Regions from separate parts of the Homo sapiens genome. Here region 2 is linked to region 1. Evidence: chromatin contacts called from ENCODE Hi-C data. All regions are on one chromosome and are shown on one strand. The core of a region is the stretch at or near the end of the contact, and the rest is flanking DNA. Distances in the headings are between cores, read along the strand shown. Region 1 holds the start of ARHGAP20 (Rho GTPase activating protein 20). Region 2 has its middle 96 kb from the start of FDX1.

The links. Hi-C counts contacts between places; a loop is a spot of excess contacts on that map. Pooled maps may share reads with other maps.
Region 2: a loop to region 1 is called in a map of CD8-positive, alpha-beta T cell, with 3 times the contacts of the local background. The contact joins the enhancer-like site here to the promoter of ARHGAP20 in region 1. A Hi-C loop is called at or near these places in 2 of 168 maps with a recorded cell type or tissue (CD8-positive, alpha-beta T cell and IMR-90), 6 of 37 single-sample maps with no recorded cell type and 3 of 50 pooled maps.

Annotation. Positions count from the first base shown.
Region 1 is chr11:110,709,692-110,714,092 of GRCh38, reverse strand. ARHGAP20 (Rho GTPase activating protein 20) reads left to right here and starts at 1,656. Exons shown (of 15, transcript NM_001384657.1): 1 at 1,656-1,966. The coding sequence starts at 1,862. RefSeq lists silencers at 1,545-1,704, 1,725-1,784 and enhancers at 1,308-1,809, 2,792-3,437.
Region 2 is chr11:110,523,733-110,528,045 of GRCh38, reverse strand. No RefSeq gene overlaps it. Among named protein-coding and RNA genes, the nearest start is that of FDX1, 96 kb to the right of the region's middle. Within about 2 kb of position 1,530, at least 4 of the 41 ENCODE cell types and tissues checked have a DNase peak (open chromatin) inside an H3K27ac peak, as active enhancers do; they include CD8-positive, alpha-beta T cell, where a contact is called at or near this core.

The sequences.
Region 1 (4,401 bases), core at 407-2,906:
AAACACTAAACATACTAAGTAAATTACATGATATATTAGAAGGAGATAAGTGTTATCGAAATAAAACAGAGTAAGGAAAATTGGGAGCGTGCATTTATGATAGGAACCAAAAGAGGCTAACGAGTTGTAAGTGGATGATTTCAGCAAGGAATGAAAGGAACTGCAAAGCCCTCTGCGTGTAGAATTCATGACAAACTCTATGGTGGGGGCAAAGTCCTGTCGCTGCACATGGGTCTCAGCTGCAAAAAGAGAGTAGCCATGAAAAACTGTGTGTGTATATGCACACATACATAAACACAATAATAGATGATTTACAAATCATACATGTGATTTATACGTGTGTGTGATTTATACGTGTGTGTGATTTATAAAGCCTATGTAAGCCTACTTTAAACAGTGTGAGGTGGACAAGGCTTAAAACGGGCTGGAACATTTTCCCCCTATTATTTCCACAATAAACCATTCCTGGGCATGGTGGTGATGTGTGCGCGCGCGAGTGTGTGTTGGACAGCATCCCTTCCTTGGAACAGAGCCGGCCAGAGCCCTATTCTTCTACAACCTGTCCTAATAACAGCCTAACCTGGCAGGAACCTCGATTTTTTTCTTCTTACCACAAAAGCAAACCAAACCCCTTCCACAACCTAATATCATAGCGTGGTGTCCTTCCTCACTAATCCGCCACTGCTTCTCTAGTCCTGACTCCAAGGGAAGAATGCCATCTACCGAATCATCCGTACCAGTCAACCAGCCCCGCAAAGTGCAGCAACACTCAGCTCAACGCGGGTCAGCTCCAAATCCTCTCCCTCTGATTATTCTTTGGCCTTTAAAATATTTTTGCCTCTATTTGGGCTGACAGGAAGTTATGCTCTCGGCGCAGATATCTGATAAACACTTCCACATATTGTAGCCTTCTCAATAGCTTAGCCAAATTTCGGCGTCCTCGCTCTGTCTGCATTTTCCTTCATTGCTCTTTCACGTTTGGAATGCCCCCGTCTCTGCAGCCTGCAGACAGCGGAAACCGCGGGTGCAAATGTGCAGGGGCCGCTGACATGACCGGCTGCAGAAGCCCACTCAGGGTTACCCGAACAGGCTAGCGTTCGGGATTGCACAAGAGGTCAGGCGATGCTGTGGGCTTCCAAATTTGTACAGCTGCGACACTCTGCGACGTGCCACCCTATCCCCAGTGGGGTGGGGTGGGGGATTCCCTCCGCAGTCCGCTGAAAGCGAGGCAGGAATCACTGCAACTCCTCTGCTCAGGCTGAGGTCGCCACCGCTCCGCGGATGCACGCGCTGCAGGGGCGCCTTCCGCCGCGGGCACGGCGCGGGAAGGGATGGGGTCTGGTGGGAGTGGGCAGGTGGCGGGAGAGGCGCGTGTCCGTGCACTAGAGGCCCCCGTGCGTGACACAGGCCGATGAGCTCCTGCGGGCTGCACCCACGCGGAGTCACAGACCGAAAAGGTCAGCCGGTGGCCGGTGTGCTAACATATATAGAGAGACGCCCGCCAGGCGCGCCGCAGGCTGGGACGAGGCTAGGAGGGCCCAGGCTGGAGGAGGGCTGAGGAGGGCTGCGGGGGCGGGCCCCGGCGCAGGGCGCCCGGAGCGGAGGGGGCGGGCCCGAGGCGGGGCGGGCCGCGGCGCTGACGGGCTGTCGCCGCTGCACTCGCCTCCAGCCCGCGGTGTCGAGCGCAGGCGGAGGTACATGGCCCCGACGGGAGGCGCGCGGCGAGCACCCGGAGCTCGGCTCCCTGCCTGAGCACGGCAGCCGCGCCTCCGCCCGCGCGTCCTCGCCCCTCCGGCCGGCAGCCCGCGGACATGATCGTGTAGCCTCCTCCTGGGCTGGGATTTGTTTGAAGATTTTCTTCATGGAAGCGATGTCCCCCCAGCAGGAGACTCTAGGGGGACAGCCGGGGCGCTCCTCTTCCCTGACAGGAGTGTCTCGGCTCGCGGGAGGCAGCTGCACCAAGAAGGTGAGGACGCTGAGCGGGGGCCCGTGCCCTCCGCCGCCGCAGCCCCCACTGCCGGCGCGCGCCCTCCGCGCCCGCCACAGCAGCGCGCTAGGCGGACGCCGCGGGAATTTGACGCTCGAGGCTCGCGGCCCCTAATGAGAGTCCCAGAACACTTCCCGCCCTTGACGGCCAGCGGCAGCGCCGCCGCCTCCCGCAGAGCGCCCGCTTCTCCGTTTCTAGAGCCTTAGTCTCTCCTCGAGCGACCTCGCAGCCTCCCTCCCGTCTCCATCCGCCGCCGGTTCTGCAGCCCGGCTCCTCCCTCAGTCTAGGCGCGCGGGCTGTAGTGGGCGATCGCCTTTCCCCGACCCCTCGCCGTGCCCCTGGGCCTCCCGAAGTGGCCTGGGCGAGCACTGACTGCCCTTTGGCGGTGTCAGCCCCAAAGTCAGGGCCGGCGATGTCTGCCCGGGAGCGGCAGCCGGCGCTGAAGAAGGTAGGCAGCGGGGCTGCGGCGCTGGTGGGCTCGGCCCCCTCACCTGCCCGCCGAGGCGCGGCTGCTCCATAGCAGTTTTCGGGGGGCAGATATGGGGAGTACTGCCCCCCACACCAGGGTCCTGGATGATTCCGGGTCTCCCAGGTGGGGGTCACAGTTTGAGGGGCGACTGTGGATGATAACGCTCGACACTACGGGGACATGTAGGTTCGGCTGGGCCTAGAACCGAGCAGGGTGGGGGCGGGTGGGCTGTGGTTGGGGGTCCTGAGGGCTGAGGTGGGGGACCTTCTCCCTGCACTGGTCCCTGGCCCCTGGGACTCTGGCCGGGCTGGATAGGGATCCGGGTGTCGGTGTGGGCGTGGGGGCAGCGCGTGTTCCCTGTCAAAGCTGGGAGAGGGATGCAGGTGACAACTTGTAGCGTTCCATTCCGATAAACACGGCCGCTGTGCTGCGGGAGGATTCCGATCCGGGTCAGGTTTCGCTGGAACGGTTCCCTGAGCAAGTGCACGTGGGCCGCGGGCTGCCGGCCTCTGCCGTTTCGCTCCCTGAGGAATTGATTTGGGTGTTTCTAGCCCTGTCTGCCTGTCCCCCGCCTCCCCACCCCCGCTTCCAGCATAAGACTTTCCGATATTTTGCCTTTTTTTTTTTTTTTGCCTTGTCTTAGTGGTGCCCTTCCAGCTTTTCTGGAAACAAGTTGCGATTAGAGGCATCTTCTAGCTTTTCCTTAAGAAATATCTTAAGGGATTGCATTTGTTTCATTAGAGACTTAAAGGGGTTACGCAGGTTCCCTGCTTGTCTTGATTTTACTGCCTTTCATAAATCTTCCCACCAGGATCTTAGGTTGGCTAGAGGTCAGTTGAAGAGAGGTGATCGGTGTGCCGAGTATAGAAATGTGTGGGAGTTCCCAAGGACCTTGACCGTGTCACGGAGCCATCTAGGGGTGTCCGTGAACTTGATGATGTATGGGCTGTAGTGCCAGCTCAGCCTTTGATGTATTGAGGCTGCGGTTTGTCCTTGTCGCTTTTCCCCTTCGGAGATGGAGGGAGTGTGTGTGTGTGTAGTCAAGTCTTCCCAAATAAAACGTGAATTTATCAGGCTAGCCCTACATTTACTGACATAAATTTTAAAACTTAAAGCATTTTATTTTTGTAAACGTAAGGAATTGGAAGAAAATCAAAGATTTATTTTTCTGAACAGTTTTTTCTTTTTTTCTTTTTTTTTTACTAAGGGTATAACACTGCCAAAGGGAGGAAGCATTAAAGAGGAGCTTTATTATCATTTATCAAGTAATACTTGTCCAATAAATGAAGGGTTGCTTCGCTCTTTTCCCACATTCTTTTTACTTATCATAGCCACCGTCCTTAAGATGCTGTCGTTTGTTATGAAACTTAACAGGTTCACACATTAACAAACCAGTACCTACCTTTCCAACATCGTTGGGAAGATTAAATGTGAAATTCAGTGAATAATGACATATAATAGACATTTAATAAATGTTAGCACTTACTGTTTGCAACATCCCTATATCTGTAATTCATACCTTTGTGTCCCAGTTGTTCAAGCCAAAAATCTAGGATTCGTTTTCAACTCATTTCCTCTCTCTGCACCAACCAATCCATCAGGGAAGCTATTGTCAATCCGAACGTGTCTTGAATTTCTCCACTTCATCTCCACTGTTGCCAGTGTAGTCCAAGCCAAGCCGCCATCTCTCACTTGTACCTTTGCAGAAATGTCTTAACTTGCCTAACACCTTTCTTGCCCTTCTTTGATCCAGTCACCACTTTGCACCAGAATAATCTTTTAAAATGTAAATTAATCATGTTGCTTACCTGCTTAAAATCCTGCAGTGGCTTTTCATCCATTTATAATAAAATTCAGACCCCTTTTTCTTGGCCCTGTCTACTTCTGCCACCTCATCTATGCATCCCCCCCTTGTTTGTGTATTCTCCAACCACATGGGCCTTCT
Region 2 (4,313 bases), core at 281-2,780, 190 kb after region 1:
TAGACTTCAAACTATACTACAAGGCTGCAGTAATCAAAACAATAAGGTACTGGTACTAAAACCAACACATAGACCAATGGAACAAAGTAGAAAGCCCAAAAATAAAGCCACACCTCTACAACCATCTGAACTTCGACAAAATCAACAAAAACAAATAATGGAGAAAGGACTCCCTATACAATAAATGGTGCTGGAATAACTGGCTAGCTATATGCAGAAGATTGAAACTGGATTCCTTCCTTACACCATATACAAAAATCAACTCAAGATGAACCAAAGACTTAAATGTAAAACATAAATATAAAAACTGTGGAAAATACCCTAGGAAATAGCATTCTGGGTATAGGCTACAGAAAAGATTTTGTGACCAAGACTCCAAAAGCAATCGCAACAAAAACAAAAATGGATAAATGGGACCTAATTAAACTAAAGATCTTCTGCACAGTAAAAGAAACTACCAACAGAGTAAACAGACAACCTACAGAATGGGAGAAAATATTTGCAAAGTATGCATCTGAAAAAGGTCTCATATCAAGAATCTATAAGCTTAAATTTACAAGCAAAAAACAACCCCATTAAAGAGTGGGCAAAGAACATAAACAGAGTTTTCAAAAGAAGACAAATATGCAGCCAAAAAGCATATGAAAAAATGCCCACATTACTAATCATCAGAGAAATGCAAATCAAAACCACAATGAGATACCATTTCACACCAGTCAGAGTGGCCATTACTAAAAAGTCAGAAAATAACAGATGCTAGCGAGGTTGCAGAGAAAAGGGAATGCTCATACACTGCTGGTGGAAATGTAAATTAGTTCAGCCATTATGGAAAGCAGTTTGGAGATTTCTCAAAGAACTCAAAACAGAATTACCATTCAACTCAGCAATCCTATTATTGGGTATATACCCAAAGGAATATAAATCATTCTACCATAAAGACACATGCACATGTATGTTCACCGCAGCACTATTCACAGTGAGCAAAGACATGGAGTCAACCTATATGCCCATCAATGGTAGACTGGATAAAGAAAATGTGGTACATATACACCACGGAATACTACACAGCCATTTTTAAAAAATGAGCTCATATCCTTTGTAGCAACATGGATGGAGCTGGAGGCCATTATCCTCAGCAAACTAACAAAGAAACAGAAAACCAAATACTCCACGTTCTCACTTGTAAGTGGGAGCTAAACACTGAGTACACGTAAACACAAAGAAGGGAACAATAGATACCGGGGCCTACTTGAAGGTACAAGGTGGGAGGAGGGTGAGGATTCAACAACTGTCTATCCGGTACTCTGCTTATTACCTGGGTGATGAAATAATCTGTATACCAAACCCCTGTGACATGCAATTTACCTATATAATAAACCTGTACTTATACCCCTAAACCTAAAACAAAAGTGAAAACAAGTCACTAGAGAATTTTAGTGGGTGCCTTCTTCCCAGTTCTAACCACATAACCCCTGTCTCTGATCAGACAAGCACTGCTGGAGGCCAACACAGAAACATAGCTGGCAATGGCTCACAGGGCATTTCCCATCCAGTAATGACCTGTCTGCCTCTACTTAACTCCCAACACCACAGTGGAAAGGGCACCTGAGGGGAAAGTCAAGCCCTTTCCTGAGTTGAAAGCTCACAGCAACCATTCAATGGTTTTGTGACGTTGCACAAGTCACTTAACTTCAGCGAGCCTCAGATTCCTCATCTGCAAGTGGGAATAGTAGCATCCACCTGGGATACAACACAGTGATGTTGTGAGAGTGAAATCAAAAACAGAGAGTGGAAGATGCCTTGTAAAGAAGGGGGCTCTGTGTGCCTCTGCCAAAGCTGTTGGCAGCATCTCTGCATTGAGGCCCATTAGAAAGCATGATCTAATTGGGTGATTCAGACAGGCTTCCCAAATGCATTACAGATCATTGTTAGGAAATGCTAAGTGGTGTCTGAGAGTTCAACCAGCCCTAAAGGTTACTCTGAAAGCCTGTGAGTAAACCGCAGTTATATCACTTTGGGCTCCTGGCCACCTGGCTGTGTTGCTAGAAGTGCTTCAGGCTTGCTCTGTTCAGACTTGGTTTGACCACAAGCATATTAAATATTAAATCATGCAGAGGCAATGGCAAGGAAAATAGCTATGTCAGGTGTTAGTTACTCTGCCTTTCGTTGCTATTCATAACAGTTTCCTACGCATTTAGAATGCTCCAACTTCAAGCCTCAGGCTTAAAAGAAATGATATCAAGCCTAAAGGAACTTTGTCCTAATTTCACTGGAAATTGAAAGTAGGCCCCCAGACATTGACGCTGTGTTTCTTCATGCTCTTGACAAGGGAAGGGCTCCAGGACAGATGCAGGCCCTCTGCTCCTGGGAGAGAGGCCGCTGCCGGGATTCAGCCCCTAAGACTTCCTTCCCCATTCACAACAATGATCCCTGGTTCTTCCTCCACTCTTCAGGCCCTCACCTCTACAGCGCTGACCCTACTTCACCTAGAGCAGCACTTCATTTTTATTTATTTGTTCCTGAGACAGAGTCTCACTCTGTCACCCAGGTTGGAGTGCAGGGGCACAATCATGACTCACTGCAGCCTCAAATTCCTGGATTCAAGCAGCCCTCCTGCCTCAGCCTCCTGATTAGCTGGCACTACAAGTATGTGCCATCATGCCTGGCTAATGTTTTAAATTTTGTATGGAGATGGGGTCTCCCTATGTTGCCCAGGCTGGTCTCGAATTCCTGGGCTCAAGGGATCCTCCTGCCTTGGCCTCCCAAAGTGCTGGGATTACAAGCGTGAGTGAGCCATCACACCCAATCTACAGCAGTAATTTAATGAAGGAATGAAACAGCCTCACCAATAGAGGGACAAAGTGATAGGAGCCTTCTCCTGGCCTGCAAAAGCAGTACCCAATACCCGCTTTGGGGTAATCCTGCCCAAAGGGTTTCATCAACATTTAATCATGAGGAAGCAACCAGATAAATCTAGGATGTGGGACATTCTAAGAGACCATTGGCTTGGACTCTTCAAACATATCAATGTTAATTTCTTAAAAGGCAGGAGATGTATAGATTAAAGGAGACTAAAGAGACAATTACATGCAATGTGTGGGTGAGCCTTGATTGAATTTAGGCCCCCCCCAAAAAACAGCTCTTCGAATTCTTGGGGAACATTGGAGAAGTTTGAATATAAACTGCATAACAGATGATATTATTGAATGAAGGTTAGTTATCCTGGGCAGGGTAACGGTCATGTAGTTATGTTGGAGAATATCCTTATTCTTAAAAGATGCATTCAGGGGGAAGAGACATAGTGTCTGCAACGTTCACACATACAAACAGCTGATACTCATCACTGACATTCTATATTTGCAGATTTGCCTGCTTGCTAAAATGTATTTCAGAATTATAGCCCCCTGAATCAATATTCATAGGGCTTTGACGGTTACTTGCAGACATACAGAGTGATGAAAACTTTGAGTCATCCGATACAAACATTCTCAGATGAGGTCAAGGAAGGTTGATCAACACTCTGTCTTCTTGTTTCACACTGTAAACAAGTGTCCTTTCTGTGGTCTATTTAGTGGCACATTTTTTGCATTTTTATTTTTGTTGGTGATTTCACTACTTAAGATTGCCCCACGCACAAGGCTGAAGTGCTGTCTAGTGTTCCCATGAGCAAGAGGGCTGTGATGAACCTCATGGAGAAAACACGTGTTAGAGAAGCTTCGTTCAGACATGAGTCATAGCACTAACGGCCATATGCTCAGTGTTACTGAATCAACAATATATAATACATAAAGTGTCTTCAAACAGAAACACACACAAAACAAGCTTAATGAAAATGCCAGCAGAGGTTCTTAGCAATCTAGCCCTGTATCTCCCTTAGGAACAATGGTTCCATATTCTCTAATTCAGTGTTCACTATGACTCTCTAGAGTATAACTATACGTGAATAATGGGAATCAGTTGTGTGTGTGTACACATGTACACACATATGTACATGTCCATATATGTGTGTATTATATTCATGTACATAGTACAAATGTGGCAAGTGATGAATCTAGATAAAGGGCATATGGATGTTCACTGTTCTTTAATCTTTCTGTGAATTTAATTTTTTCAAAAAAATGTTGGTAAACACACACACATGCACAAACTTGATCTGTTAAGGGGTTGTAAGATCAATTTAGATGGTCTGACCTGCATTTTTTCAATAAAAGAGACTAGAATTGAATAGAACGTATCAGTGCTTCACATGTAATAAAATTAAGTACTTTTTATGAAACTTGTTTTCAGACAGCATGTAGATGTGTATTTATTTG